4 separate regions of the Mus musculus genome follow, and all the other regions are linked to region 1. A link is a loop called in an ENCODE intact Hi-C map of the cell type or tissue named here. Cell type or tissue: heart. All regions are shown on one strand.

Evidence for each region. Peaks named below come from ENCODE experiments on the same cell type or tissue, not always from the same donor. Only the 100,000 strongest peaks of a DNase experiment are listed, where the experiment ranks them.
Region 2: a loop joins it to region 1, with 3 times the contacts of the local background. A loop is called at or near these places in 4 of 42 quality-filtered maps.
Region 3: it touches region 1 in a loop (8-fold over the local background); 13 of 42 quality-filtered maps call a loop at or near these places.
Region 4: a loop joins it to region 1, with 12 times the contacts of the local background. A loop is called at or near these places in 8 of 42 quality-filtered maps.

The regions. Positions count from the first base shown.
Region 1 is chr10:125,781,034-125,789,033 of GRCm38, reverse strand. No RefSeq gene overlaps it. Among named protein-coding and RNA genes, the nearest start is that of Gm29862, 11 kb to the right of the region's middle. In heart, a CTCF peak has its summit at 3,990 (motif pointing left); no DNase peak of the experiment used is centred here; H3K4me3 peaks cover 2,677 bases; H3K27ac peaks cover 2,292 bases; H3K27me3 peaks cover 367 bases.
Region 2 is chr10:126,865,417-126,873,416 of GRCm38, reverse strand. It overlaps a transcript of Atp23 not described here. Among named protein-coding and RNA genes, the nearest start is that of Gm24179, 29 kb to the right of the region's middle. In heart, CTCF peaks have their summits at 3,363 and 3,570 (motif pointing right); a DNase peak (open chromatin) is centred at 3,576.
Region 3 is chr10:125,990,827-125,998,826 of GRCm38, reverse strand. Lrig3 (leucine-rich repeats and immunoglobulin-like domains 3) reads right to left here. Exons shown (of 19, transcript NM_177152.5): 4 at 4,278-4,409; 5 at 3,250-3,393; 6 at 2,069-2,212; 7 at 1,622-1,765; 8 at 1,080-1,223. Among named protein-coding and RNA genes, the nearest start is that of Gm29997, 15 kb to the right of the region's middle. In heart, a CTCF peak has its summit at 3,711 (motif pointing right); a DNase peak (open chromatin) is centred at 3,806.
Region 4 is chr10:126,526,648-126,534,647 of GRCm38, reverse strand. No RefSeq gene overlaps it. Among named protein-coding and RNA genes, the nearest start is that of Gm40797, 130 kb to the left of the region's middle. In heart, a CTCF peak has its summit at 3,045 (motif pointing right); no DNase peak of the experiment used is centred here.

The sequences.
Region 1 (8,000 bases):
TGCTCATCTCCCACTGTCTGTGGGGTCATATTTATACTCCTTCATCACAGGCCCTTTCACGTGTCTGCTATAGCAAAACATCCTTTCGCCTGTGTCTGCTTCAGGAAAACATTTTTTCCTGTGTCTGATCCAGGAAAACATCCTTTCGCTTGTGTGTCTCAGCAAAACATCATTTGACATAATTGACTTCCTAAAGAAACTAGAAGTTTCCACTTCAATGTATTGTTTAGTACAAAGTGAAACAAAAGAATACGAAATCATTGTATTATTGAAACTACAGATACCATCATTGTTTATAATACAAGAAAAATTAACCAAGTCCACCAAGCTTGAGTAACTTTCTAGGATAACATTATAATATTCACATTTTGGAAGCTATTATTAAGGCTTCTAATGGGTTCTGGAACTTAAAGCACACCCAGGAACTTAAAACAACACAGAGTTTAACACAGAGACAAACTAGGTAGAGCAGTTGCTACTCCATCAGAAGGTGAGTTTCGGTCTTAGAACCTATGTTGGGCAGCTCACAACTTCACAGTTGCCTGTAACTCCAGCTCTGGGGTGGAGTGGTCTAGTGCCCTCTCCTGGTCTCTGCAGGCACCTGCACACATATGTATATGTGTACTTGCTTGTGTATCCACAGACATATACCACAGTACACACACTGCCATTACCACACACACACACACACACACACACACACACACACAGTAGATTGCTTGCCCAACATGCACGCTTGATTCTAGGTTCAATCTCTAGAAACAAAACTATTTTAAAAAATGATGAAAGCATCACAATTATTTATCATCATCATCATTATTATTACTTATTTTAATAGTGGAAAGGTATGTGATGCGAACGCAGTGATCTGAAACTGGGAGTAAGAAGCCTATGACAGAGGCTTCTTTGCAGAAGTGTCTAGGTGGCAATGCTCTGTTGGGACAGAAGCTTGGAGTCTCTGGCTAAGAGGCTGAAACTGAGTGGAGAAGACAGAGGTGGGAAGGCTAAACCCTGACAAATACTGCAGCTTTCCCTGGGCATGACCCTAGTGAGGAACATGTCGTGAATACCAATTCGGAGTGCTCCATTTTGAGGTACCTGGGTCTCCCAAAGTCCTCTTGCGTAACTGAATCCTGGCAACAGTTAAGACTTATGTTTGGCGGTAAGGATTCCTCCCGGAGCGTTGAGTTTCTGATAGACTAGACTAGGCGCTGCTAATGTATGTTTAGGTGGCGTGTCTGTGAATGAAATCGAGGGAAAGTCGGCAAATGTTTCGTCTGGGAAAATTCTCCACAGCAAACCCCCAAGTGACAGTACAAACTCTTTTCAGCAAAAAATAAATAGCTGGTCTTTTCCATTTGGTTTTTACCTTTGTGTGGTGCTGGAATCCCCGAGTGTCTGGCTAATAGCGCTATTCCCTCCGATTTTTGCAGCTTCGTCATCTAATACTCAATTAACATACCGTCTGCAACGCTCAGCTAAAGGAAGTTATGTGAGAATGAGAGAATGAGGGACCATCTTCGCTGAAGAACAGTTTTTCTTGTCCAAGAAGCACTGGCAGGAGGAGACTGGGTGCGGGGGGGTGGGGAGGGCCAGATTTTATTTTACTTTACTTTGTTCCCAGTTTCTACTTAAAATTCGGAGCTCAGCAACCATTCCAGTTTCTTCTTCCTGCTCTGAGTTCCCTCAAAAGTAAAGACTTAAACAAGGTGAGAAAGAGGACTGTGGTTCTCCGAGTAAACAGGCCCTGCGGAGCGAGCCTGGACCCAGGGAGAGCCCTCCTCCCAGAAGGAAACCAGATCCCTGGGCAAAATAGGTGAAGAAAAATAGGGCAGCTGTTAAAACATTTAGTCTGTTTTTCTCTTTATCCCCCTTCTGGTCCCCTGCCTCCCAGCCCCCTCCCCCACGCGATCCTTTCCAACCCCAGGCGACTGTGCTCCGGGAACGCAGGACCCCCTCACCGGAGAGCAAATACATGAGCTAGGACAATCCCCGGCCTCTGCTTCCCCGCCGCCCCCTTCCCCGCCCCTCTGCATTCCTGGAGGATAAGCGGAAGATTGAATGGATGAATTTTTGGCAGCTATTTGCAGAGCCCGCAGCCGCAGCTTGGTTTAATTAGGGAATCAGAGCGTTGCTTTTATGTAGGTCACTTTAGGTTCTGATTCCAGATCTCCTATAGCTCTGTCCTTCCTTAAAAAAAGCCAGAAATACATGTACAATTAGAAACTAAAAACACACCAAAAATCTCTCGGTCATGTGTCTCTCTCTGTCTCTCTCTGTTAATTCCCACTAGAATAGCTTAGCTGGGACCCCTCCCTTCTCCAAAATAAGGATAGTATTGTAGCTTAACTCCACCCCACTCCTGTGGTCTGAAACATATGTGCAGAACAGAGAAAATTATTAGCAGGCATGAAGGACATTTTTTGCTTTCTCGATGTTTTTGTCCTAGAAAGACTCCTTGAGCTTTCTTCTACGGAGTCTAACAACGAAGCACCTATTGAGAACTTAATCGCCATCAGTTTGTTAATCTTTGAGATGTAACTGAAAATAAGTACCGAGGTAGGGGGAGAGATGGCAGACAGGGCATTGCAGTGTCTCTTAAAGGAACTCAGACCCCAAATTAAGTGTTTTCAGCCACAGGTGGGGCCCACAGGAACCTCGTCTGAAGGTTTCGTAATGCACAAAGAATTCTCTTTGCAAGGAGCCCAGGAGGGTGAACACACAGGGATCCTCTGTGGCCTTGGGGGTGTGGGGAAGGCCCTAGCAAGTCCTCTGTGTCTGTCAGAAGTTTGTTCAAATGACGCATGGCTTGGATTTAACGTTTTCAGGTACTTTATCTTTACTTTCACATTTGAAATTCGATCAGTCTAACGTAAATACGAAGCAGCCAGGCCTTAAAGAACAAGACAGGCTCTCTAAACACTCTGAACTCCAGAAGAAAACACGGCCATGTTTTCATAATATACTTAGATGCAGGAAATGCATACTTAATGGGCTAGGGTGACTTCATGTAATCTGCCACCCACAGATAATTAATTAAGCTACTCAGTGAGTGTCGGGCAAACAAGTTAACATCGCAGGCTCTCAGGAGTGTGAAGTAGTGTCCTGTTTACATTTCCTGGATGGTTCAGTGAAGAGCTGTGGGAACCACCAAAGGGAGGAGGCTATTTCAAGTTGTGGCCCTCTCAAAATGCTAAGAGCGGCTATTAGCCCTCAAAGGCTGCAGGTCTAATCAGCTTCAAATAGTGAGAAACAGCTGGCCAGGAGGCCGGTCTGTCAGTGTATGAGGTGTCTGTCTGGGAGGTGGCTTGGAGGAGAGCTCACAGACTCCGGCTCATTATCTCCAGAATGAAAATGGAACCACAGCTGTCTCTTCTGATAGATTTGATTAAACTGCTAAGCTGGGGGTGGAGGGGTGTCAGAGAGGGCGAGAGGAACGTCAGCAGAGGCTCGGAGCCAACAGCGTGTGCACGTATATTTCCAAACTCCTCCGGGCAGGAGGTATCTCAGTAATGGGACTTGCCATGAGATCTCTGGCAGGCTCGGTGTTGGAACCACATCACTGAAACTGCTTGTCTTGGGATATTTTATTTTTGTTCGTCTTGTCTGCAACTCTCCCCGCTGTGAATACTATCCAAGAGGAGTAAAAATGAATTCATCATGGTTGTAAACTTCCCAAAGCAGAGGTTTTGCTTTTGCATTTCAGAAGACAACTTCCCAGGGGAGATGCCCATGGAAAAAATGAAGTTTACCTACCACCAAATCAAATTTAAGGTGTCAAAAGTCTGGCTGCCATCTTAAAGCCGTTGAGAAAAGCTGCACACAATAGCTTTGGAGTCGACCTGCCTTTTTACTAGAGCTATTCTGCTGCATAAAGAGTTTTGTATTTTTGTTATAGCCTGAGTTAAACACAGACCCCTTTCCCATTAGCATTGATGGTGACCTAGTACATGAATTCCACAGAGCAACAATGCCCCCTCCTGTCAGCTGTGCTAGGGTGTAGCACCCTTACTGGGGTTAGTGATATAGAAACTCACACTTGCCCCCTCCCCCACCTCCTGGTCATTGGTCCTCTGTAAACATCACAAATGCCCACAGAGATAATAAACCTGAAAATGTATCTTTCTTTAGTCTGTTAAAAAAAAAATAAAATTTAGTTCTTAAGGTCATTGCCATTCTTCTTAAATTTCACAGATAGGTTCAGTTATCTCTGTGGCTGTGGAGATGGTAAGTAAGCATCCTCTATATGGGCTACGTGAGTTGTCTAATGCATTCTATACTTAAATAGCAACGTACTTTGTTCAAACACTAGAGCCTTGATAGAGATGGTCACATGTAGTAGAAAGATCATACAATTGTTTATGAACAAATACGGTAGATCATGTCTTCATGCTTTAGTAACTTCTCAAGAAGGAATGGAGAAGACCCTTAGCTGGGACCAATAAAAGCACCAAGCATCTGGGATGTGGTGGTCAGTATTCCCCTTTTTTCATAAGGCCTACCTCACTTTACTGGATCATGTGGTATGAATGCAAGAGTCCTTTCTTGGGCAATGTTTTAAAATACATTGCAAAAGATTGTCAGGACTTCTCAGTGCATTTATTCCAATTCAGACTTTCCATGGATTTATCATTTGTAGGAGGAACAGTGCGGCCTCTGCATAAATGCCAGCTGCAAAGGCATCTCCTGCAGGAGGACCCAATTGAAGGCTGCCTGGAGATCAAGGATTGCTGAAGCAGGCAGCAATACCAGTCAATTGGGAGCTGCTGTTTAGAAGAGATGCTTTCTTGGGACCAATGGAGCCCTACTGGAAGGTATTAAAGGAGCTTGCAGAGGCATTCAAATGAGTTTCTCACCTGCTTCTGGAGTCTGTGCCTTTGACTCAAAGTCACTTCACCTCCAACCCCCAAGGGCAGGTAGGGTCGGGCCACAGGCAGTACAGGGCAAGGCAACAAACATTAATCATATTTTTGGAAGTTTTCATGGTTTTAATACATTCTGAAAGAAACTAGCTAAAGTTTGTTTTGTGTACACGAGTGTCCCATGAGTGTGTACATGCCTGTTCACTTACCTTGGCATGGTGTATATGTGTCTGAGTGTGAACTTTTTGTTTTGGGGTTCTTTTTCTGATTTCTGGGTATTGAAAGGAGTGCAAAGACAGCACTCTACCACTCGGGGGTACATCTCCCAACTCACTAATGTGAAGAATTACACAGTAGCTTGGTGTTTGGAAATTAGAGGCAAATCCTAAACATATTCCTTCCTAGCCACACGAAGACAGCTCATGGGGACTCTCTGCATGAGGTTAGTGGCTTCACTCTCATCTATTAATGTAGATTCCCATGTCTTTAATTACATTAAATAATGACGAGGTTGAAACTTGCATGGCATATGCAGTGAGCTAATGAATTCTTTTTAGATGTTGTGTTTAATGAAGTCTGTCTTAAAACCTTAGAAATCATTTCTATTGCTTTGGTAAATCACAATGACAAAAAATAACTTGGAAAGGAAAGGGTTTATTCCAGCTTATGACTCTCAGGTTGTGCATCAGCATCCAGGGAAGCCAGGGCAGGAACCCAAGGCAGAAAGTGAAGGAGAATCTATGGAGGAGGGCTGCTTACTGGCTTGCTCCTGTGATGGCTTCCTCAGCCTGCCATCTCATAGCACTCCAGACCAGCATCCCAAGGGTGGCACCACCCACCCCACAGTGAGCTGGGCTCTTCCACATCAAAATCACCAGTCAAGAAAATGAGCCACAGGCTTGCACACAGCCAGTTTGGTGGAGGCACTTTCTCAATTGAGGCTCCCTCTTTCCAAATGCACACATCTCCAAATCATTGCTTCAGCTGGGGAGGAAAATACCTTCACATGACTCTTCCAGTATGTTAAAATGTGCTGTGTGTGGAGGTCAGCACTCAGGACATCAAGCATGCACGCTTCCTCGTTTCTGTTTGTTATCACATCTGGGGACGTTCTCCGTACGGATACATCTTAGTGTCTGTTGTCAAGTAGAAAAGGGTCAGACTGAACTGGAAGCGGGGAGAGCGGTAATCTATGGATACCTTCATCTTTTAAAGATCTTAAAGATCTCCGCTTTATTTCACACTCCCAGAAATGATTATCATCTAGACGTTAAGCAGTAAATGTGCCGTGTTTACCCACTTCTATCCACACTTTGTGTGGAGTAGGGACTGGGGAGGAGGCGTTTACTTTTGAAATGCCCATATTCTGAGTCTCCTGATGGCTCAGCTGAATGTCCAGCTGGCTGCAGGATCCTTAGAAAAGACATTCATCCTGTCAAATGTTCCCTCTGGGTCTTCCAACTAGTACTCGGTCACAAACAATGGCCCATTCTTTTCTTAAACATCTGGGCATGGAACTTATTAAGATGCTTCGCATGCTGAACCTTAGCCCAGAAAGTTGCAGTTTTTATGACTCATGATAAGGAGGCTGAACCTAAAGTTGAATTTGTACGTGAATAAGGTCAACAAATACTTAACCGTTTCTGACTCCAGGGTAGTGCTGCCCTGAGAAGAGAGAAACCTTTAGTTACCTCTATTTCTATAGTTCCTCATGGCAGAAGTTAAGCAAGAAGCTACCGGTAGTGTGGCCAGCATTCTGGTACAGCACTCAAGCAACCAAGTATTGAAAACTTTAGGCCCGAGTGACAAAGGTGGCCCTTTGACATGCTTGATATACACTGGTGAGCACACCTGTGGTCTCCTACGCAAAGGTCTTACCATGGGAAAGCTCTATACAAGTTGAGACAGGAAGCAACTGAAGAAGAAGCTAACAGGACAGGAAAGAATTGCAACCCAAATTATAGTTAAAGGAGCTGGCCCCAGTCAGGGGAAGGAAAATACAACAGACCAATAGAAATTACTTCTATGTAGTTGCTTTTCAAAACCTGCATATGTTTATTATTGTCTCCTCCTTGTGCACATTTAAAACACTTGAAATAAAGGCTGACTGGGTGGTAAAATGTGCAAAAATGATTAAAAAGCATTCCATAATGATTGTTGAGGGCTGAGTAAGTGGGGGACTGCCCAAGTGAGTTCATGCCTGTTCTTAGAGCCTCCTGTGAGGTAGGTGCTGTGGGAGTGAAGATCAGACACAAGCATAAAGTAGGAGACATTGGACATGAACATGTGAGTCTGAGGGCAGAGCCCAAAGGCTTAACTTGTAGACTGTACCATCCTAGAAATGATTTGGTGATGTGGTAAACATGATTCAAGTAGGGTGGCCTTTTCTCACCTTTTAAAGGATACCTTTGGAGCATCAAAAAGAACATAGATCATGTTTCTTTTGTTGCTGTGATAAGCATCATTACTAAAAGCGCCTCAGGGAGGAAGGCTGATTTTGCTTATGTGTCCTGATCATAGTCCACTGTTGAGGAAAGTCAAGGCAGGAACTAAGGCAGGGAAGCTACCTGGAAGCAGGAGGTGAAGCAGAGCCACTACAGAATGCTATTTACTAGCTTGCTTAGTTTGTGTATTTATGCAACTCAGGACCACCTACCCAGGGTTGGCACAAGCCACAGCGGGCTGAGCCCTCCCATATATCTTATTAATTCAGAAAATATCCCACAGGCTTGCCTATTGGCCCATTGAGTCTCTCATTTCCCAGATGATCCTCCCCTGTGGCAACTGTGGCAACAAAAACAAACAAAAATCTCCCAACGGACTGAGGCAGTCAACAGCACTTAAATACTTATTTTTTTCCTTCTTTCTGTTTATTTTTCTTATAGTCTCAGTGCAAGAAATATGGACTTTGATGATTGTAATAACTGTGATGATTTGTTAATGCTTGGCCAAGGAAGAGGCACACTTAGGAAGTGTGGCTTTGTTGGAGTTGGTGTGTACTTGTGGGCATGGGCTTTAATACCTTGATCCTAGCTGCCTGGAAGTCAGTCTCCTCCTCAAAGCCTTCAGATGTAGATGTAGAACTCTTAGCTCCTCCTGAGCGGTGCCTGCCTGGATGCAGCCATGTTCCTGCCTTGA
Region 2 (8,000 bases), 1.1 Mb before region 1:
GAAACGTTGTTGGAAGACGCTTACGTCCTTATTAAAATGTTAACGCGTGAGTCAAATTGATGGGTTTTGAACCCGAAAGATCAAATAGTTCATTTAATCGTATTAACCAAATTGGTTTTAAACCAGCGGAATTATTTGCTGTGCTTAAGAAGTCATTATTCTCCAACCGAGTGGATAAATGGGTCACCTTGGGGTTTGCAGCTGGAGTTTTCCTTTATAACAGTGCATCGGGAACTGAGTCATTTGTCCCAAAGAGGCTCAGCAAAGGTCCACCAGACCTGTCTTGATTAATTTCTCAAAACCACACGAGGAGATTTGTCAATTATGCTTTCCAGGGTTGATTTGATCAGCCTCACACCTTTTCATGGACTGCGGAAGTTGCTCCTTGGAGCTCTGACTGATCAAAATGGTTAAGAATCGCCAGGCAGAAATGACCTGTGAACCAACTTCTAATATGACTTGAACTTATGTGGTTTAGATGGCTGCTATCTTTGAGATGCTGGGTGTAGAACGGTCTCACCCAAATTCTGGCAGCATTTCTGGAGGAGCAGGCAGGGAGCGGGCACTCAGTCTTTTTCTGCTGGTGGAAAGTGACAGACAGAAGACATCACTGAAGACAGCACAGAGAACACCCGAAGAACAATCAAGATTTTTTTTTCTTTTTCTTCCCATTTCGATCCTTCCCGTTTCTACAGCTGCTGTGACATTATGACAGTAATGTAGTTGTGACCTGCTATTTCAGTACACACAGATCTTATATTACTCCATATTATAGCAAATTACCTCTTTTTTTTGGTCCCCTAGGCTCTTTGCTGTCTAAGTGGAACCCTTGGTCCTGAGCATTAACAACAGCTAGCAGCTGGTTAGAAAGACTCAAAAGCTCTCAGTCCGTGTGCTTCAATTCACACACAGACGTCAAAGTGGAGAAGTAGTCCTTGAAGGACCTTGGCAGCCCCAAGGGAGTGGATTCCTTTCCTGTCTGCTTACATCACCCCCACCACCTTAGAGAGCCCGGAATTCTTTGAGTTTCTGGATTCAGGGATCTTATGTAATGACTGGCCAACAGATGGGGCTGGGCATCCTGGAGTTTCAAGGCTCCCACAGGAGGTTCAGGACTGGAGGGTTCTGCATCCGGAGGGTCCTTCTCTTTCTAAACGATTATATAGTTTAGACTACTATACTATTATACTTTTAAAATATTATGTAGGTTTTGTATAATACTTTTGCTGTAAAAAGAAACTAGAGAGTTCTTTACGTTTCTTCATTAAGTAACTTTAAGAACAAGTTTCTTGAACTTCAGTCTCGTGTCTGGCTGACCCTCCTTACTAGGCTCTTACTCTTAGATCCGATGTTAAAGACTCGAGGGGACAAACAGAAAATGAAGGGAGAGATGCTTTGTTTTTATTCTTTATTAAGATGAGCTAACTGCTCTGGTTAGCGTAAGCGAAAATAATTTTAGTTGTGAAGTTCAGAGGTCACAGGAAAATGGAGGTAAACTTATCAGAAAAAAACAGAGAAAAAAACCTGGTAAAGCGGGAATTTTAGATAAACAGTGAATACCTGTTTTATTCGGTGACTTAGTGTTTTATCAGACGGAGAGAGTTTACTCTGCTGCAGGCTGGCCTTGAACTGATCTGTGTAGCCTGGGTTGTTCTCAGGCTTGGAATTCTGCTGTCTCATAGTCCCAAATAGCTGGACATGTGCCACTGTGTTAACTTATTATTATTTTTTAATACAGGCCTCTCTAGTAGCCCTGACTTTCCTGGAACTCCTTATATAGACCAAGTTTGTCTTGAATTCACAGAGATCCACCTGCCTTTGTCTTTTCTTCTTCTTCTTCTTCTTCTTCTTCTTCTTCTTCTTCTTCTTCTTCTTCTTCTTCTTCTTCTTCTCCTTCTCCTTCTCCTTCTCCTTCTCCTTCTCCTTCTCCTTCTCCTTCTCCTTCTCCTTCTCCTTCTCCTTCTCCTTCTCCTTCTCCTTCTCCTTCTCCTTCTCCTTCTCCTTCTCCTTCTCCTTCTCCTTCTCCTTCTCCTTCTCCTTCTCCTTCTCCTTCTCCTTCTCCTTCTCCTTCTCCTTCTCCTTCTCCTCCTCCTCCTCCTCCTCCTCCTCCTCCTCCTCCTCCTCCTCCTCCTCCTCCTCCTCCTCCTTCTTTTGGGTTTTTGAGACAGGGTTTCTCTGTGTAGCCCTAGTTTTCCTGGAATTCACTCTGTAGACCAGGCTAGCTTCGAACTGAGAGGCCAAGTGTCTCTGCCTCCCAAGTACTGGGATTAAAGGCATGTGCCACTATGGCCCACTGCCTTTATCTTCTGAGTGCTGGGATTAAAGGTGTCTGTAACCAGACCTGGAAACTACATATATATATGATTTATTTATTTCTTTTATGCTATGTGTTGTGCTGGTTAGTCTCTGTCAACTTGACCCAAGCTAGAGTTATCTGAAGGGAGGAACCTCAATTGAGAAGCCTCCAGAAGATCTGGCTGTCGGGCATTTTCTTAACCAGTAACTGATGTGGAAGGGCCCAGTCCATTGTGGGTAGAGTCACTGCCGGGCTGGTGGTTCTGTGTTGTACAAGAAATTAGGCTGAGCAAGCCACAATGAGCAGGCCAGGAAGCTGTACCTCTCCATGGCCTCTGCATCAGCTCCCACCTCCAGGTTCCTGCCCTGAGTTCTTGTCCTGACTTCCTTCAGTGATGAACAATGATACAGAAGTGTAAGACAAACAAACCCTCCCTTCCCATCTTCCTTTCTGCTATGGTGTCTCATTACAGTAATAAAAACCCTAAGTAAGACATGTGTATTAGTATTTTCGGCATGTAGGTACGCACACCGTGTTCATCCATTGCCCACAGAGGTCGTCCGATCTCCCTGGAATTGGAGCTACAGACAGTTGTGAGCCTCCTTGAGAACACTGGGAACTGAACCTGGGTCCTCTGCAAGAGCAGCAAGTGCTCTAAACTGCTGAGCCACCTCTCCAGCCCCAATTTGTAACAAGATCCTACGGAAACACACGGGGCGTGTTTATGCTTGTTAAATCTGGCAATCTTGAGAAGTAAGCCACAGAAAAATGAAGACTAAAAAGGTCTATATCGTGAATAAAATTTGAACCTCAATGATGTGCTGTCAGGATACCCACGTAAAATACCTTTTATGGGACATTTTACTTATTATTTATTTTTTCAAAGAGGTAGGATCACAGTTGTGCATGACCACAGCCACATTCTCAAAGTCAGAAACATCTCAGGCACCGTCCTTCCTCCGTCTCCCAAGTTGACTATAGGCATGTGCCACTCCCTCCAGTCAGGACATTTTATCATTGAAAGAATAGTATATACTCCATGATCTCAGCCTCCAGGAAATCTCTGAGTGCTTTTGTCCATGACATCTCTCTGAGATGAGGGTGAACCACAAATCAAGTTTATGCATGCGGATTTCCATTTGTTATGTGCAAAACAAACCAAAATAATAATATTATCTTCACCCCCCACCCCACCCCTCCAGCATTAAAGAGGAACAGAAATAGGCCGCGTGGAGAGTGAGCTGTTGGAAGCGCTGTCCAGCAGCAGAGGGCGCACGCGCACCACCGATGAGCTTCCAGTCACACCCGATCCGGTCATTTTCTCAGTACTCTGTGCAGTTCAGGTTTTATTTAAATATTTATTTGAATCAACTTTGGCATGCAGCGGTGCAAAAACAGATTAGAAATTAAATGCAGGTCTAGTGCACTCTCCAGCGTCTGCATTTCCCTAAATGATGTATAGCTTTTCGCCTAGGCGCCTTGATTTAGGAAGTCCTTCGGCTCGGCTTTGACATCTGAAAGTCCTGTGCTTCCTTTTGTGCTTAGATCCTGGCGTTTTTTCCCTCTCGGATCTTCCACTGTGAGAAAGAGTCAAGGGTGGGTGGGTATTTATCAGGGTAGAGAAGCGAAAGTCCCAGACAGGGTGGGATTGCTAGGTGGGCTGACTTGGCTCCCAACTACAACAGGAGTCAAATGTGACAGTTCTGATGTCTGAGAGTGGTGAGAGTCGAGTTGATTTCACACACACACACACACACACACACACACACACACACACACACACAGGAACACACGCGTGCACACACACTACTGCTTAGTTCATACAATGTGTCCTGTATGCTGAATGTCGACAATCTCTGGACCCGATCACTTGGCATTGGATAACCAGTTGTGAGGCTTTTCCTTGGGGAAGACAATTTCTTTGGCTCTCAGTATTCCCAGTTGCTAGTCTTTCTTTGACTGCGGTTGAGGTACTGTGAGCTTTCCTCCTTCCACGTTAGCGTGTCCATTGCTGTTGTCCTTGTTAGGTAGCCATGTTGTTGAGACTCATGGGCACAGCCCCCTGGCAGTTCTAGGAGACACAAACCCCAGAAAACTTCTGCTCCTCTGGCTCTTCCAATCTTTCCATCTCTACTGCAATGATCCCTGAAGCTTAGGTGCCGGAATTGTGTTGTAGAGGTATCAGCTGGAACTGGACACAGTCAGGTCTCTTGTTCTCTGCGTCTTGATTGGTTATAGTTTTCTATAATGGTCTCTGTCTGTTACAGCAAAGAGAAGTTCCTTCAATGCGGGTGGGAGCTGCACTTATGGCCAATAAGGACTTTTTCAGCTCATTAGAATCCAGCAGTCTCAGCCTCCTATGTATAGTTATTTTGTTTTTGTTTTCTTTTTTCAGATAGAGACTAGCTGTGTATCCAGACCTGCTATGAATTCACAATCCTGCCTCGGTCTCGTGAGTGCGTAGACAGCAGGCATAACTCACCACTCCTGGCATTTTTGTGGTCCGTTGTTGGCTGGAATTTTGTCCATCATGGTCTGACTGTTATGACTTTGGTGTCTGACTATATTTGACTTCATTTCAGTCACATAACAACCTGATTAAGTAGTCGCTGTTTCTGTTTGTGTGGAGGGTCAGAAGAATGGTGAATCTAAGCAAAAAGGCAGTATTCTAATAAACAAAGCATACACATTAAACATCTGTTTGACACATTACTTCCTAAACCTGATTTTGAAAGATGTTGTTTTTCAAAGTGTGATACATTTCATCAATTTTGGAAAAAGTTGCACACTTTAACCCTTTCCTGGAATTTTACAACAAGGTTTTCTTAAGAAACTCTATCGCCAGCCAGGTGGTGGTGACACACACGTTTAATCCCAGCATTTGGGAGGCAGAGGCATGTGGATCTCTGAATTCAGGTCCAGCCTGGTCTACAGAGTGAGTTCCAGGACAGCCAGAGCTACACAGTGAGACCCTGTATCGAAGGTTCCCCAAAAAAGAAAAAAAAAAAACTACAACTGTGAAATACATAATTAATCTCATACAGTTTATATTTCTCAAACTTATTCGATTAAAGGATCCTTATTCTCTCCCAATTTTTCTTTTTACTAACATATATTGATTGTACAAAATAATCTGTGTGTGTGTGTGTGTGTGTGTGTATGTCATGTACTTTAATGACACTCCCTTAGGGTCCTCTTTCCCTGCCCCCTTGTCTTTGTGTCTTTTCTGCTTTTAAACAATCTTCCTTATACTTTTATATCTTAAAAAATAAAACCGGATTCTGCATTTGTCTTCCCGAGTCTATCTTGTTTCCATTAACACGATACCCAGTTCCATCCATTTTCCTGTACTTGATGTAATTTTGTTTTTCTTTATGGTTGAATAGAACTACATTGTGGATCGGCCCTTCATTATCTTTACGTATCCACTGATAGATACCTAGGTTGATTCCATGACTTGGCTACTGTGGATAGCCCTGAATACAAATGGGCACCCGAGCCTGTCTAGAGCATGCTGACGTAGCGTCCATTAGCATCTGAGGAAAAGGGGCCTCAGCATCCTACGATCTAAGATCCCAGGAGCAGACAGCTGGACCTCTCTGTTTGGTTTCGTCTCTTCCCTTCGTTTTTAATAGAACGGCCATCAGTATTGAGAAGCGTGTATCTTCCGCGGAGTATGGTTTGAGAGACATTTCCCTTCGTTTTTAATAGAACGGCCATCACTATTGAGAAGCGTGTATCTTCCGTGGAGTATGGTTCAGGGGAGCTCATTATGGCCGTCACGGTTAGAGGACATGTTTTCATCCCCTCGAGTTTACAGGCATTACGATAGGACCCAGAGATGTGAGATAGGTTCTACTTCAGAGAGAGGGATTTTCAGTTTAAAAGAGGAGGAAAACCTGCCTTAGGTTTGAATGGGAGCATGGTTTTAGTTCCTGTGGTATTGTTTCAGCATTTTTCAAAATAGGAGAGTGACAACAGACCACTGTTTCTACTGATGTCTGTTTTCTTTTTAAGCCGGGGAAGAACGTTGCTTGCTGGCTTCTCCCCATAGCTTGTTCAGCTTGCTTAAAAATTAAGATTTATTTGTTTTATATGAGTACACTGTAGCTGTCTTCAGACACACCAGTAGAGGTCGTTGGATCCTGTTACAGATGGTTGTGAGCCACCATGTGGGTGTTGGGAATTGAACTCAGGACCTCAGGAGCGAACAGCCAGTGCTCTTAACTGCTGAGCCATCTCTCTAGACCTTCTACTGATTTCTTTTTTTCTTCTCTCTCTCTCTCTCTCTCTCTCTCTCTCTCTCTCTCTCTCTCTCTCTCTCTCTCTCTCTCTCTCTCTCTCTCTCTCTCTCTCTCTTTTGAGACAGGGTTTCTCTGTGTAGCCCTGGCTGTCCTGGAACTAATCCACCTACTTCTGCCTCCCAAATGCTGGGATTAAAGGCGTGTGTCACCACGCCCAGCCCTCTACTGATTTCTTAATGTGGCTTTCTGATTTGCTCTCCTATTGAACAATTAGTATTTTCTTTAATTAATCCAGTGTCGCTGTGAAGAGGGGGGAACTCAAACACTGGATTTGAATAAAGAGTCATCATTGAGACTCACGCCCTAGGTTGCTGGCTTTTGTCCTTTTACACAGATGCACATAAATGCACATAAACACACATGCACATAATATACATAGGTGCACATAAATACACACACACACACACACACACACACACACACACACACACACACAATTTCATTGTATCAATGCATCTTGTCCTTGTGCCGTTTGTCAGACAAAGAAGGAAATTAAGGGCCATGTGCATTCTTCTAGGAAAAATTGTTACTTTTTATGACCATGTGTGCATGGACATTCACGTGGTGGTCAGAAGGCGTGATTGTGGGGCCCAGCTTTCTGTAGGTTTTGGAGGTGGAACTTGGATCATTAGGTTTTTCAGGACAAGTGCTTTACTGGCTGAGCCATCTCCACAGCCCGGACATTCTTGTCAGAAGATTGGTCAATGGATTTTGAGTTTAAAGAATAGACAATTGTAGGCATTTTATAGTAATACTGTTGGCTTGCAAGTTACGGCTAGCCGGAAGTCTCTACTCTTTTGTGCTGGTTAGTCTTGTGTCAACTTGACATACAAATTAGAATTATCCAAAAGGAGGGAGCCTCAACTGTGAAAATGTCTCCATTCAATTCAGCTGCAGGGCATTTCTTAATTAGTGATTGGTGGTGGAGGGCCCAGCCTATTTTGGGTGGGATCATCCCTGGGCTCTTTAAGAAAGCAGGCTCAGCAAGCCAGGGGAAACAAGTCCGTAAGAACCCCTCCATGGCCTCTGCATCGGCTCCTTCTAGGTTCCTGCCTGTTTGAGTTCCTGCCCTGACTTCCTTAGATGATGAATGGCAGCATGGATGTGTATGCCAAATACACCCTTTCCTCCCCAGTGTGCTTTTTGGCCATGGTGCTTTTACAGAAATTAAAAACCCAAGCTAAGACACCTTGCTTCTTTAGAGCTGTGCCGACGTCCATCTTATTCTGGTACCTTTTTATTTTTTTGAGACAAGAGCTTGCTGGCTGCCCGGATGCTTGCGGTCTTCCTGCCTCCTTGTGTCTAGTATGAAGACTACAGTTGTGAGGTGCCACGCTGAGCAATGTAGCATATATTACCTATCCCGGGGAAGTGAAACTAAGTCATTGTTACATTGTTGA
Region 3 (8,000 bases), 210 kb before region 1:
AACTCAGTTCTCCAAGGTGCCTTTCACATCCTGAACCCTGCACTCAACACTTTAAAAACTTCCCCCAAATCAAGACAGTAACCCTGGCCCTGTTAAGTGAAGGTGACTAAGCACTCACGTCTCAAACAACTTGAAATATACATTAAAATTTAAAACCAAGTTCCTTCCAGTAAGTGGTGGCGCACGCCTTTAATCCCAGCACTTGGGAGGCAGAGACAGGTGGATTTCTGAGTTTGAGCCCAGCCTGGTCTACAGAGTGAGTTCCAGGACAGCCAGGGCTACACAGAGAAACCCTGTCTCAAAAAAAAAAAAAAAAAGAAGAAGAAGAAGAAGAAGAAGAAGAAGGAGGAGGAGGAGGAGGAGGAGGAGGAGAAGGAGAAGAAGAAGAAGAAGAAGAAGAAGAAGAAGAAGAAGAAGAAGAAGAAGAAGAAGAAGAAGAAGAAGAAGAAAAGAAAAAAGAAAGAAAGAGAAAAGAAAAGGAAAAAGAAAAACAAGTCCCCATCACAAAGACAGAGAAGAGCCAAAGCATATAGCATGTCTTTCCACTCTAATGGTTCAGATGGGACAGAGCGCAGGGTTTCTGAGTGCAAAATCCTGAAGCCCACATTAAATTAACATTGGAGAGATTTTTCAGGTCAGTTAATGCAATGCTTTTCTTCCTGAGGACAGAAATCAAAGGGTGGGAACCAGAAGAATAAACACTCGGCTCCCTTCAGGCCCTTTCTATAGTTCTTTCTGCTGCGTCTTGTTTTTAATCTGCATTTTATAAAGACAAAACTTAGTGGACTTAAATCTTTCTTTTTTTTTTTTCTTCAGCAGTTCTGAACTTCCTAGCGATGCCGTGGAAGAGGGACACTGCAATCACCAGGCACGCTGATCAGCGTCCTTTTAAAATCCCTTTAAGAAACACACATGGATGAAATAGATCTATTCTAATCAGACTGCTCTGGGAAAGATTAAGAGCCCACTTTTGAGGCTGTACACATTTCCTCAACAACAAAGGAAATCTGCTGGGAGAAAAGTGGGCACATTTAGGAACCAATTAGGCTCGTGTACCAAGAGCAAAATGTGTAACTTACAAAGTCTTTAAACTGGTAAGCCCCCGGAAGGCACAGTCAGCAATGTAGCTGACTTTGTTATTCCCAATGTGGAGGGCATTTAGTAGGCTTAGGCCCAGGAAGCTGGAATCGTCTAGCCTTGATAAGTGGTTGAAAGTCAGGTCTCTGCAAAAAACAACAACAACAACAACAACAAAGCTTTTATCTTTCCATTCAACATAATAATCTGTTTTCTAAAAAAGAGGTAATAAATGTAACTACAATAATCCTGTTTTAACATTCTGCCTTACAGTAACCAGGTAAACATTACTCCTAATCCCAGTAATTAAAATTAAATAAATAGTCCATGAAACAATGACTACTTCTGTCAACTCGACAAAGAACTGCAAAGAGAGGCATTGGCTCCAAAGTATCACAGCCGAAAACACAGCATCAGGGGCACACAGAAAAGCGGCTGTCGCCTTGGCAACTTTGTTGCAAAAATTTCACAGGTCAATGGTAAGAAACTCCTACTCCAGCAGGATCCCTGCTCTCGAACCTGAGGAGAATAAAAGGCAACTTACAGCTCACTGAGTTTCTGGCAGAACTCCCAGGCATCCGGGCTGATCCTGTTGATGGCGTTCTGGCTCAGATGAAGTTCCCGCAGCATCAACAAGCCATAGAGCCAGCCTTTGGTAATCTCGGTTAGGTTGTTATGGTCCAGCTGCCTGCATGTACAATGAGAACCAAGGGTGGGATCCAGAGTTCACGATCTACTCTCTTCAAAGCCATGCATAGCTGGCTGTAAGCAACTGATGACATATCCCTAACACGCCTAGATAGTCGGCTTTGATATATAAGGAGATCAGCAAAAGATTCATGCAGTTCACCTGGAACATGACTAAGTAATTATAACTATGATTGTATAGCATGAGAATCTAATGAGGCTTTTCAAAGGAGAGCTACCAGGTGTCCACTCAGTATTTGGGGGTCAGTGTATCTGAGTGGGAACTTCGGTAACCCACACTTACAGGACTTCCATGTTGCTCAGCCCCCAAAAAGCTCCATCCATCAGCTTTGTCACTCCGTTTCTTTGCATTTTCAGAGACTTCAGTGCACCAAGTCCTTGGAATGTGAGTCCATCCACGTTCTTAATCTTGTTTCTGTTCAGCTCACTGTGTTGGACATTACAATTAAGCCGTTAATTCATGTGACAATTAAATTCTAATGGTAAGAAAAACGTGTCATACGCTGCAATATATTTAACCCAGTCAGTGCTAAAACTGCAAGAATGTTTTCCATTTCCCAGGCACTTTATTGACAAGGATTTCATTTTTTTCCCCTCCAATTTATTACAGGGAGTGAATGCCTATGTAAAACACGATATATATATATGAATAATATAATAAAGGAAACACACTAGATTTTCATTTCTAAATGGTTGTCCACTCAGGATAGTAGTCAACAAATTTATATTCAGCCTTTGTTGATGCAGAACGAGCATGATAACCATCCCAGAAAAGCAGGAGGGGTGCCGGGGAATGGTGTAGAAATCCTGCCCCGCGTGTATGCAAAGCTCTACCATCATTCCCAATTAACGTTCAGTTTGGTACCTTCCTGCAGGCTGCAACACTTTCTATGTCTGCCAAACACTAGAACCACCTAGGGAGCTCTAAAAGTTCTCGAAGCCCGAATTGCAGCCCCCAGAGGTTTTAGTATAATTGGTCTAGGGTGAATCCTGGGCTCTGGGGTTTTAAAAAGCTCCCCAAGTCTCTGTAATGTGCAGCCAAGGTTGAAAAGTGCCGTTGCGGGAGCCTTGTTCACAAACCATTCTACCATTCTTAACGAGACAGTTCTTTACTGCCACTTAGGCTATCAAAGCACCCTGAAGTTGTTGGTATTATTCTCATAAACCACAGCTATGGAGAGACGCTGTGGTTTCCTCAGGTCCACAATGGCACCTTTGTGAAGGGGCAGCAGAGTGATCACCCTGCTCCTTCAGCCACCATCTAGCATGTCCTGTCAGGCAGCTGCTGGCATGAGGTAACTGGCAAGCCTTTTCCCAATCAGGAGATTCCACCACTTGCGCCATGAAAGCGAGGATAGTCACGTGCTTGCCCCTAAACTTCTCCTGTCCCACTGTGGGCATCAGACCTGGACCCCAGAGGCTCAGAGGTGAGAGTGTGATGTCCTAGAGGCCATGTTCACTTACAGGTGCTGCAGCTGAGGCAGTTTAAACATCTTGGGAGGGATGGCTGAGATGCGGTTCCTGTTCAGCTTCAGCACCAGGAGCGTGCTCGCCAAATTGTCAAAATACCCTGGTTCCATGGACGACACTCGGTTGTTATTGATATACCTGTTGAGAGTTTGAAGGTCAGCCGAGGCTTGCTCAGGTTTCTTCGGGAAGTTAAAGTGCTTTCAATCTCCCCACTGCAGAGACTCTCCAGTGACCATAAGTGCACCCTTAAAATTGTTAATACTGAGTTCCCTGTGAACAAATTAAGGTTTACACATATGGACTGGGATATGGCTCGATGGCAGAGTGCTTGCCAGGTAAAGAAGCCCTGGGTTTATATCCAGTACCAGGAAAATAGTAAATAAAGATAAAAAGATTCACACACTGTAGTTTTAATAAGAAAGGTCCTGTGTAGGCTCATGTGGTCTGACACTTATTGTCCAGCAGGTGGCACTCTTTTGGAAGGTTGTAGAATCTTCAGGAGGTAGGGCCTAGCTAGAGGAAGTAGACCACAGAGGGCGGGACTTGGGGTTCTATAATCTGGCCTGACTTCCTGACCACAATGTCACAGGGCTGCCTGCCACTTCTCCCAGCATGCCCTCTCTGCCATGATAAAACTGTGCCCTCAAACTGTCAATCAGAACAAGCCTTCTCAAATGGCTTCTTGTCAGGAACTGAGTACAGGCAGCAAGTAACTAATATACATATACTAACAGCAAAGACTGACAGATCTTTGAAGGTGACGAATAGTTGTTACATTATATATATATATACTTTGTGTGGAATTTGTTACTAATGCCCTAGTTTGGAGCATTTGCTTTTAAATCGTGATAATCGTGATACAAAATTGTAAGAAAGAAGATTGAATCTATTCAACTTATTCAAATCCATGAGAAAGTTACATTCCACTCCATAGTAGTGAAGTCGGGTTGCCTGCATCTTAAACACACCCCTGTCCCCAGTTATAACAATATTCTCACTGGGGGGGGGTAATTTATACTTACAGATACTTGAGTTGTAAGGGTGGAAAGGCAGTTCTCAGTTCTGAAATATTATTGTTGCTGAGGTCCAAAGTCTCAAGGGACTGAAAGGCTTCCAGCTGTTCAGGGAGGATTTTGTCGATGGCGTTCCCAGCCCTATAATTAAAACACAGTCCCAGCAACTGGTCAACAGTATAATCCAAAGGGAGAAGAAGACACCTACTCCTGACCTGTCCTTCAGAAACTAGTTGGTCCAAACCATATTTCTCAATGACAGTCAGCAGCCCATGGCCATGTATGCTCTGAGGTCATCCTAGATCATATGAAGAATGTCCTTACACCAATCTGACAGGATAATACGCATATAGAGTTGCCATGCTTTTAAACACAACTGATGGATTTTTTTCTTTCAGATTATTTCTCAATATCTTCCTGTTTTATTAGATAGTAAATGAAACAACTAGCACAGAGTGGGAACACCAGGCTACACTCCCTTATTCTACATTCCATAATATACATTATAGTATATTATGGATATTATATATATTACATATTATACATATAATATTTTGTAATATTATATATATATAATACAATGAATATTTAAAACACATATATGTACGCTCATGTATTTAAACTTAGTGTAGCTATTACTATTAGTGGGACAGAGCTGCACATGTGGAGATCGGAAGAGAAGTTTGTGGAGTTAAATGTTTTCCTCCCATTTCTGTGTTTGCACAGTCTCTGGGCATCCTGGTCAGCTGGGCAGGCTTGCACTGCATGCAGGCGTCTTTACCTTCAGACCCGCCTGGCCAGCCCTGTGTCCTCCTAACTACTAGTCTGATTCTTCTTTTAGAAGGTACCCTCACACAGCAGTGCCAATCAGTTCCCAATCCTTACCACTCTGTGGCTGCTTTAGCTCCTGGCTAGAAGGAGGCCCTGTTTTTACAACCAGTTACTAAGTTGACAGAGGCTTCAGTACCAGAGAAAGTATTGCATAGTTATCCCAAAAGAGCTACCACCTAACACAGTCCCTAAGGACAGTCATCAAGAGATACTTGACATTACCAGTCTGGACAACAGATCAAAATAGACCACAATGGCAGTCACTGGCTACGTATAGCTCTTTACGAGTATGTAAATACACACACACACAAAGTATCTGTCACTGAGCATGAAGGCACACTTCTAATGTCACCACTCAGGATGCAGTGGCAGATGTTCTTGGTCAGCCCGGCTATATAAGAAGATTATGTCTCTAACAACAACAACAACAATAACCACAACCACAAAAGTCTTCCTTGATTATAATATCTATATGTCAAGAGAGCAATAGCCAATGTACCTGACAGCAGCAAATGAGACGGAACATTTCCACCATTTTTCTGTTGCATTTCAAATGGGGAAATGCCCAGCCAAATTCTCACAAGTGGTCATAGGTACTAGAGGTATTTAGCATTATTGGTATTTAGCGCTATACTCATGAGTTCTACTTGACAATCTTATTAGAAAACAGGAGCGAACTGAACTTGCAAGCCAGCTCAACTGTCACATAGGTTTAGGTAGCGTGGACCTTTTCCCCCATTAATGTTTCTTCATTTTACATCCCTGCTCCCTGTTGCTGGGTGCCCCTTCCCATGCTCCACCCCCCCTCCTCCCCTTTCCTTTCTCCTCTGAGAGGGTGGAGGTCCCCACTGGATATCCACCCCCCAACCCCCATCCTGTCACATCAAGTTACTGAAGTACTAGGTACATCATCTCCCCTGAGGCCCGACAAGGCAGATGAGTTAGGGGAAGAGGATCCACAGATAGGTGACAGCTCTAGGGTCAGCCCCTGCTCCAGTTGCTGGGGAGCCCACATCAGACCATACTGATCATTTGCTACACATGTGCAGGGAGGGAGGCCTCCAGCCAGCCATGTTTGGTCTCTGGTTGGTAATTCAGACTCTGAGATCCCCAAGGATCCAGGTTAGTTAACTCTGTCTGTCTTCCTGTGGTACTCCTATCCACTTCAGGGACCTCAGTCCTTCCCCCAATTCTTCCACAAGAGTCCCCAAGCTCTGTCCAGTGTTTGGCTGTGGGTCTCTGCACCTGTTTCACTCAGCTGTTGGGTGGTAGCATGGACTTTTTAGACCATCGCATAGCAGGAGAAACCATGTTAAGTTAAAAAGCTGGGAACAACTGTAACAAGGGTTTCTCGTTAGACCCTAAGGAATAGCGACGAGATCTGATCCTTAGTCAGAAAACAGCCCCCAGGTATGTGTGTTGCTTACGAGTAACTCAGACACACCTCTCCATCTCAGAAGTTAGGTAGACCACTTTTATGGGATCCCAAATTTTACAGTGCATCTTACTATAACACGCTCACCACCACCCTCTTCCATATTGCAAACTCCTTTGAGGCAGGGATTCGTGTTCATGTCGCTGTGTTAGAATGTAACGAAGCCAGAAATACTGGGGCACACAATAGGTGTCAACACCTCTGTTCAACACGGTTCACACATTACACCATCCACTCACAGAGTAATTTCTCTCTTTCAAATATAATCTAAAGTTGGGAAACTGGGGCTTTTTGCATAACCAGTCCAACTACTCCTGAGGCACCTCACATAGCAAGTCTGGGTTGGTCCCTGTCGATCCCCGGTTTCTTTTACAGAACACAAAGCATCAGTGATATTCTGGCCAAAAAAAAAAAAAAAAAAAATCAAATTCTATTTTCAAACTGATGTAGAAATCCAACTGGCTCACTGATCCACCATCACAGGGATAACCAGGGCCTCTTGCAATCTGCGCCTGCACTTTTGTCCTGGAGGAGACAGACTTCTAGGGATCTGTACCCACTACAGTTAGAAAAAGGTTGACTTCCTGAGACTGCAAAGACCAGGTGCTGCTTTCTCCACAACAGTAAGGAGAGAACTCCAGAGACGCAGGCTCTAAACAACACTCTCACACTGAAGTCAAGACCCTTAGTCTAGTCCCTTTAAGGAGTTTAGGGTTATTGTCAGTTTGATCTTTAAGAGACCCAAATCATCAGAGAATGTAACTCCACCGGGGGTGGGGGGAGGGAGGGAGGGAGAGAGACAGACAGACAGACAAGAAAAAAATCCTACACAGGATAACAAAGAAACAAGCTGAGATAATAGTAAAGTTCAAAAAGAAAAGAAAATTCAGCAATTCTACATACAGGTCCCAGATTACCAAGTTCCTCGGATTCCCATAAAGCATTACAGACTTTGTTTAGAGTCAAGTCATCCATGACCTCTGATTCTGACCATTTCCCACATCTGGATTTGCCAGAGCACAAACTCCTTGATCTAGCTGTGAGGTACAAGCGAGACAATTAGTCAATCTCTAGGTCCCGGAGATGGAGGCAGGCAGGCTAAGCCCAGCCAAGAGGCCTTAGGGTCGGGGTATAAGGGATGAACAAAACCACAATTTGGGAGACAGAAATTTTCTCTTAAATACATAGCCCGATGTTTCTATCACCAGGATGTCCTCCTCCAAGTCACCCAGCAGCTAAAACGCCCAGACCCACCCCTGTCTGTCTCACATCTCTCTTCAAGTCTGCACCTGGTTTGGGCCAGGCTGTCTGGGGCTAGACTACCCAAACTTAAACACTATTCTGCAACAACAAAAAGAAAACAATAGTGTAGTGTTTAGTTGTGTTATTATTAGGAGTTATTTTTTTTCCTAATAAATGGAGCACATTAGTATTTTGAGGTAAGGAGAGAGAGGCCCACCAGGTGT
Region 4 (8,000 bases), 750 kb before region 1:
TTGTCTGTCTGGGGGATTCTTAAAGTAGATGTCTCCTCAAAGGCTTTTCTGAGTAGGTTTGAGACAATCTCCTCCCTGTCTTCTTGGGACTCCATAGAGAAACATTTTATCATTGACCAACAACATTCTTTTTTTTTTTCTGGCAATTATAAATTGATAATTATTTTCAGCTACCAAGGGATGCAATAGGTGGGTTGTATCCTCGAACATACTCCCTAGTAGCGTATAGTGTTTTCACATCATTTTGCATGTAACCTCTTTAGCAAGGTGTCTTTTGTCCCTACCCAATTACATCCCTTGCCCTTAAAAAACAAAACAAAACAAAAAAACCAAAAAAACTCCCACTAGTTCTTGTTTCTACATTGTTAGTTATTAACAACCCCTTGTTGTATATTTCAGACACAAGTCCTTTATCAGATGAGTGTTTTTCAAATGTTTTCTCTTTTTTTCCATTTTTTATTAGGTATTTAGCTCATTTACATTTCCAATGCTATACCAAAAGTCCCCCATACCCACCCACCCCCACTCCCCTACACACCCACTCCCCCTTTTTGGCCCTGGCGTTCCCCTGTACTGGGGCATACAAAGTTTACGTGTCCAATGGGCCTCTCTTTCCAGTGATGGCCGATTAGGCCATCTTTTGATACATATGCAGCTAGAGTCAAGAGCTCCGGGGTACTGGTTAGTTCATAATGTTGTTCCACCTATAGGGTTGCAGATCCCTTTAGCTCCTTGGCTACTTTCTCTAGGTCCTTCCTTGGGGGCCCTGTGATCCATCCATTAGCTGACTGTGAGCATCCACTTCTGTGTTTGCTAGGCCCCGGCATAGTCTCACAAGAGACAGCTACATCTGGGTCCTTTCAATCAAATGTTTTCTTTTAGTGGATACACTATGCTTGCTCTATGGCTTGTCTTCATTTGTCTAACATCACTGGAAGTTTTGAAAAAACGATGGATTTTGATTCTGTGAAGAATTTTGAAGTAGGAGAGGTGCTGGCATAGTTGTGGTTGGCAAAAGGAGCCGAAGACTGTGTGTGTTTGTGGTGTGTGTGTGTGTGTGTGTGTGTGTGTGAGACCCTATGTATTTCCTCTAGATTTTGGAGGAGTTCTGTTGTAAAGAGCTAGTTTCAAGTTTCAACTAGCTTTTGGGTGGTTACATTGTGCTTCTTAGATGTGAGACCTCTGAGTCTCTGATTGCACAGAGCAATCTTTCAGTTCTGGTGGCTCTGGGCATTATTTGTGGACAGCACACATGGCAGCTGGCAGGGTTAGTTTTATCAGACACCATGGACCTGGACAGGGCAACCAAGGATGTCTCTTTCTAGCTTTCCTCCCATCTCATGCCACCTTCTGTTTGGAAATAGAATGGGAGGGGCTGCCCTTTTGTTTTCAAAGCTACTTTAGTGGCCTTACACATGCTGAATTGAAGAGGAAACTGGTGTGTGCCTCAAAAAATGTTTAGACCTATTAGATACAATTATGTTTGTCTTCGTTACTTTCCTAGTGCTGTGACAAAATATCACAACCAAGGCAACTTTACAGAAGAAACAGTTTATTTGGGGTCATGGTTCCAGAGGGTTAGAGTCCCTGATGGCAGAGTGGACATAGTAGGCTCCAGGGGCTGGAGCAGTAGCTGAGACAATCAGAAATCACAAACAGGAAGGAGAGAGAGAGAGAGAGAGAGAGAGAGAGAGAGAGAGAGAGAGAGAGAGAGAGAGAACCCAGAATGCCCTGAGCCTTTTAAAACCTCAAAGCCTACACCCAGTGAGATACATCCTCTTCACCTCCTAGTCCTTCCTAAACAGCCTTAGATGGGGACCAAGTATTCAAATGTCTGGGACTTAAGGAGATTTGATGGTGCTACAGCGCTGAATTCATTTAACTTGCTGCAGCATTGAATTCAGAGCGTATATGTATTTCTGTGATGACTGACACAGGATAGTTCATTACTGCGTACGGAACGATAAAAGGGTTTGATTTCCTAAGCAGGTGAGCAGTTTCCGGCATGATTTCAAGGGGAGAGATTTCTGACTTTGAAAGCACCATCTATATACGAGACACCCGGTGAGATGAAATCTTGTCTTTTCAGCATGGCTACGATGTATCCATCCCTTTTGAACCTCTCGGCTTCCTCTGCTTACAATGGGCCTGTATCACTTCTGTAATTCCAGAGTCGCAACTGACACAACCTCCTGGAAGGGTGAGCGGGGACAAAGCTGGTGTTCAGGGCAGACCTACTTGTTTGTAACAGGTGATCTCTCCTAAGTCCCCTTCTAGAATTATCTACTTGCCGTCCAATGGGAGGAAACTACAGGGACTCCAGTCTCTGGTTCCGTTTCTGTTATTCATTCCTTGCTACTGTATCTGCTCTTTCCTTCTCACCTGCACAGTGATGAGAATTGCCCCAGTTGCTTTTCTAGAAGGCTGTCTACTCCACTGTGATTTCCTAAGAAGCTCCTAGTGTTTACAGTGGGCAATGCCTTGCACTGCTTTGAGCACACACCTCTTGCCTACCCTGGTCAAGTTTCTCCAGTATCTCCTTTCTCTTGCTGTGTCATGGTGTTTATTTAAGATTAGCATTTTTAAACACAGCAGGTGTCCACTGAATGACGGGCACTTTAATTACAAAGGGTCCCAGTGAGCATGTTGAGCTATCTGCCGGAGGATTTTCTTTCTTTGAAATGTGTTGCCAATCCTATTCAGGTCACTTTGCTAAATTTTCCTTTCTTTCAAAATATTTTTAAAAATTCTTCCAGAGCTTTAGTAGTAAAAAGAAATGATTGAATAGATTGTACTACATCAAAAAGGACACTTATGAAAAATTTAATACCACAGGGAAATGGCTGCTGCCATTTCTTCATACATACAAAATTCAGACAGCATGATTACAAGCACATAAACTATAGCCAAAAAATTATGGGTTATCTAGAGGATAAGGAAAGCAGGCACAGGCATGAATATGAATTTTTTGAGTTAACATTTTTTTCCCACTTTTTTGTGGAGAGAAATGTTTTTGCACACTCTCTTACCTTAAGACCAGGTCCAATTCCACCTATTTCCAGTAGGGGTCACTGTGGTTCTTCAGTAGTTAAAAAATTTTTATTTATTTATTTATGTTTTTTTTTTTTTTTTTTTTCCAATTTGGCATCCCTGTTAGAAGGGGAGAAAAGCATTCTGTCATGGTTATTATTTTTAGCAAAGTTAAGGGAAATGTTAAAATGATAGCCTCCTTTTTTAAATACAAAGAACACTTCGCAGAGCAATTGAGCTTTTTCCAGCTTCTGCATCCCAGGCTGTAACTATCAGAAACATTTCTATCTTACACCGATGACCCAAATTTAATTTATTAGTGTGAAGTATTATCCCTATTCCATTTATTCTGCCATTAAGACAGAATTAAACTCGTTCTTTCCATGGTGTGACGGTGGCAGGCTACCTGTTTCCACTTGCAGACTAGTGCCCTTTTTCTTCCTTCCTTCCTTCTTCCTTTTTTTTTCCCCCAGAAGGTGGCTTCCCAGCAGTACAGAAATACAGCTTCCGAAAAAGTTCATTAATAATGAAGTATCAAAGTTAATTAATGGCACATGAGATATGCAGATGTAAGGACCATTTTCTAAGGTCAATGAAGGAGATCCAGAAAATTCAGACATTGTTGCATCTTGAAAAGAATTCCCCCTGGTGAATTCAGCAGGAATGTAGACTAGGTATTTGTTTGGGAAAAAAAAGATCAAATATTAAGAATTAGAAAGAGGAAATATAGTCTCCGAATATTAAGAAGACGCATGCTGAGTATAACATCCAAGTGCCGGAGCGATGTGACCATCAAAGTCCTGATTTCTCCTCCTGGATCTTTAACTTTATATCGCGGGGAACCAAGAAACCTTAAATATGATATTGCTTTGAAAAATCTCATCTTTTCCTCTCATCCCCTTTTTACTACTTGCAGCCTTGAAAAATGCTGTCCCGATCACCTTGCAAGATCATCTTCTATTTCACAGCCTGGGGCCCTTTGCTTCCTGACATATCCTTATTTCTATAGCATTTTGACTACATTCCCAGACGTTTCCCCACTCCCGCGGCCTCTCAATGCATTTCAAAATCGATTTTCTTGGGTATTTGTCGCAGACCTCACATTTAGCAGGATTAGGGGAGGTACCGGGGCAGGTGCTACAACCTAGAACTCCACCAGTCACCTTATAGTCAGGGCAAAAGTCTTTGAGACTATGCGTAAGTTGGGTCTCATCTGGGCTCAGGCACACAACTCCATTTCTCCAACTTTGCTGAAAACCACCAAGGTCTGGGCAGCAAGAGGCAGGCAGGGCTGACTGGAGAGGGACTCCACTGAGTTTAGAACCTTTACTCTCTCTGTTAGTTACACTTCCTGAAAGACCAGTCTCTGTTTCTAAAATGAGAAGAGTAATGGTTGCCTTGACACAGTTTTAACCATAAGTAAGTAACTAGGATTTTTCTTTTGTTTGGAAAGCTCCTTAAGTTTTTCTCTTCAAAGGATGGAGCCAGCGTTTTCTTCATAATCCAGAATCATCAGAAGTGATTTAAAAATATTTCCTCGGGGCTGTCTCTTATGTAGGTCATCTCTCCTTAAGTCCAGTGTTTCTGCATTTTAATATTCAAAGTGGGGTTTTAAGTTGGCAAAACTGGAATTCTAGCCCTGTTCTAACACTAACTTGCATGTGACTTTCATAATCCCAATTAAATTAATTTGGAGACCATTAGAATAAGGATCCTGATGATGGTACAGCATGTGGTTAGAGTAAAATAATAGCAGCAGTATCGGGTCACGTGATCGCCATGCCTCTGCCTCGAAGGTGCGTTTGATTGAGGAGTGAGCGGTTAAAGCGCAGGTCGTGGGTGTGCCCTGGTCTGTAGGAAGGCATCTGTGTTGTCAAGGAGCTCACCTTCCAGCACGATGGGAGAGGCACGATTCTCTGCTTTCCCTCAGAGACTGAGACACCATCGTAGCCCATGGCTGGCATGTGGGATGGGGTTGTTCTAGAGCGTATTATTAGGGAAAGCCTCTGTGACGAACTGGCGTTTGAAGATTTTGACGATGGAAAGAAAACAGCCAGGTAAAGACTGGATTGGGGAATGATATGGAGGAGGGAGCAAAGGCCCCAAAGGTGGACTGACTGTGTGAGGTTGAAGGAGCGGGCTGCTGGCAAAACTTCAGACTCAAACCATGATACACACCTTGATCAGGCTTTTCTTTACCCCTCATACTTGAGAGGACTCCTAAGCTCTGAATGTCTGCTGGAAGCACTTTGCCTGAGCCTTTCCCATCATGCTTATTTTCAGTGAAACTCAGTGTCCTTCTAAGTGCAAGCTCTCCGGATCTAGGCACTGACCTTCCTTTGAGAGACTAGCCTAGCCTAGTGCATTCCCTTTTCAGTAGGATAAGCAGGTTCGCCCAGAGGAGGTAGTGAGATAAACAACAAACATCAGGTGAAATTTTACTGGGACAGAGAGGAAAACAGAGGGCATCTGTCATTGCCATCAGAGGCAGCTTCCTGAAGCAGATGAAACAGATGCCATCCTTTGGAAATGCATCACTGGCTAACCAGCGCTCAGTTAGAGTCAGATCACTGGCCAACCAGGGCCCACTTAGAGTCAGAACACTGGCCAACCAGGGCACTTAGAGTCAGATCACTGGCCAACCAGGGCCCAGTTAGAGACAGAAAGGAAGCAAGCACAAAGTTTTCTGTGTGAACCCAGTAAGATCCAAGCTGTTATTTTCTACTTTGATCTTATTAGCTTATTAATAGGGAGATTATTAACAGGATTACGTAACAGCATATGTAAATCAGCTAATATTGGCTAGCTCTAATGAAAGATTATGATTATTCTAATCCTCATAATGACTAGTGAAAAGACAACCCTCTTTCCTCTGCACTGTGTGACCTAGGACAACACAGGTATGGAGCGGTCAAGAAACGCCGACAATTATTTTCTTGTTGCTATTAAAAGTCAACTAGTAATTAACATGCAAATCTTATTTAAGGGAAGCCAGCTAATGTTCGGCCTTCCTGGAACAAGGGAGCTACCAAGTAACTGTAGGGTCTGTAGTCAACTGTGTGGATGTAGGAATAGATGGATTCTGGGCCAAGTGTGACTTTCTGTTAGGTAAACTGTTTTAGTGTCAGGCTGTTCGAGAAAATCCAAAAAGTCTACTTTTTTCCTTTGGCCAATCTCATCTTTTCTGAATAACTCAAAGAATGCCTGATTAGGAAGGTGACTACTTTTGTGTTATCAAGAAACTTGGGCTGCTAGAGGACTGGTTAAGATGCCAAGAGGACTGGTTAAGATGCCTAGAGGACTGGTTAAGATGCCAAGAGGACTGGTTAAGATGCCAAGAGGACTGGTTAAGATGCCTAGAGGACTGGTTAAGATGCCAAGAGGACTGGTTAAGATGCCAAGAGGACTGGTTAAGATGCCTAGAGGACTGGTTAAGATGCCAAGAGGACTGGTTAAGATGCCAAGAGGACTGGTTAAGATGCCTAGAGGTGAACTTGTACTTTGGGAACACAGATGCTAATTTTGTGGGTACCAAAGGCTACTGCAGGCTTCCCAGGGCCTGTGTGGAGCTCTGACTGCCTCAGCTCATGGTGGAGAAACAAGTTCTGTCACCTTGCTAACAGGTGTTTTTTAACTTCTAATTATCCTGCATAAAATGAAAAGCCCCCGGCTTCCCCACATCAGTGCAGTGTTTTGTCTGAATTGCACCAGATCAAATATTTTGTTTATGCCTGGAGGAAAAATGAAAAAGCAGACAACTTATTTTGTTCCAGAGAGAAGCAATTTGACACATTAGAATTTCTTAAAGATATTAAAATGGACACAACTGTTTTGTTAAGTTGGAGGCAGGATTCATACACATGTTTAAAGTTTAAAAATAAAGCAAAATCTTAAATTAAACTGGACTCAGTTCCACTTCACACAGCTCTCTCAGGACCCAGAGGGGCTTAGATTGTTTTCCTCTCAAGTGAACTATTTTAGAAATAATAGGTTTAGGTGTCAAGCTATTATTAACTCTTATTATCTTAGCTTGTAGGAGTATCAGTTTAGCAGTAGAGGAGGAAAGATAGGCAGAGAGTGGGCTTGGATGGGGCATCCAGGGGGCCTGGTGGGTATGGAACATAATGTATATTTCCTCTGAGAGATGACAATGACTGGAGACCAGTTTGGAGCAATTTGGAGTATGGAGGAAGAGGCATCTACAAGGAGATTCCGTGGACTGAAACTTTGCAGTTTGGCTGTGCATCCGTTAGAGCGTTTTGAAGCCAGGCAGTCACACAGCTGTGTAATGATGGCAGCTCATCTTAATCAAACCCCACTCCTGGGCCCCTCCCACCATCCAGCTGGTTGCTACAGGATTAGGCACTCCATCTAAGACCTTAGTTGTTTAGACTTTTCTTTAAAAAATTATTTATTATTATTGTTGTTGCTGTTGTTGTTGGTGTTAGTGGTGTCCATGTGTGTTCCCCTGCGCGCTCATGCGTGTATGTGTGTGTGTGTGTGTTTGTGTGTGAGTGTCTATGTGTACAGGGCATACGGCAGAGGGCAACTTTTAGGAGTCACTTCTCTTCTTCCACAGTAGATTCTGAGCATCACACTCAGGGGTCAGGCCTGCTTGAGGCATTCTGACCATTAGATCATTTTGCTAACCCAGTTGGACATATTTTTGTGGGATCTTGGAGGTCACCTTACTTTCCACACATGGTCCACCTACGTGAACAAGGCTGTCAGCTCTGTGGATGTGTGGCTTGCAAGGTTACCCAGTGTTCCATATTTAGAGGAGCCTTCTATGCTGAAGGTCTGCCATCTTGAAATCTTTGTACAAGTGCTCTGCACACGCATTTCATATCGGGGACCACAGATTTCATGGTGAACCTGACCCATATGCTTGCAAATCCCATAGGAGAGAGAATGGAACTGTTTCTTAGGATTCTTGTGTCTTTTTTTTTTTTTTCTTATTCTGGGAATAC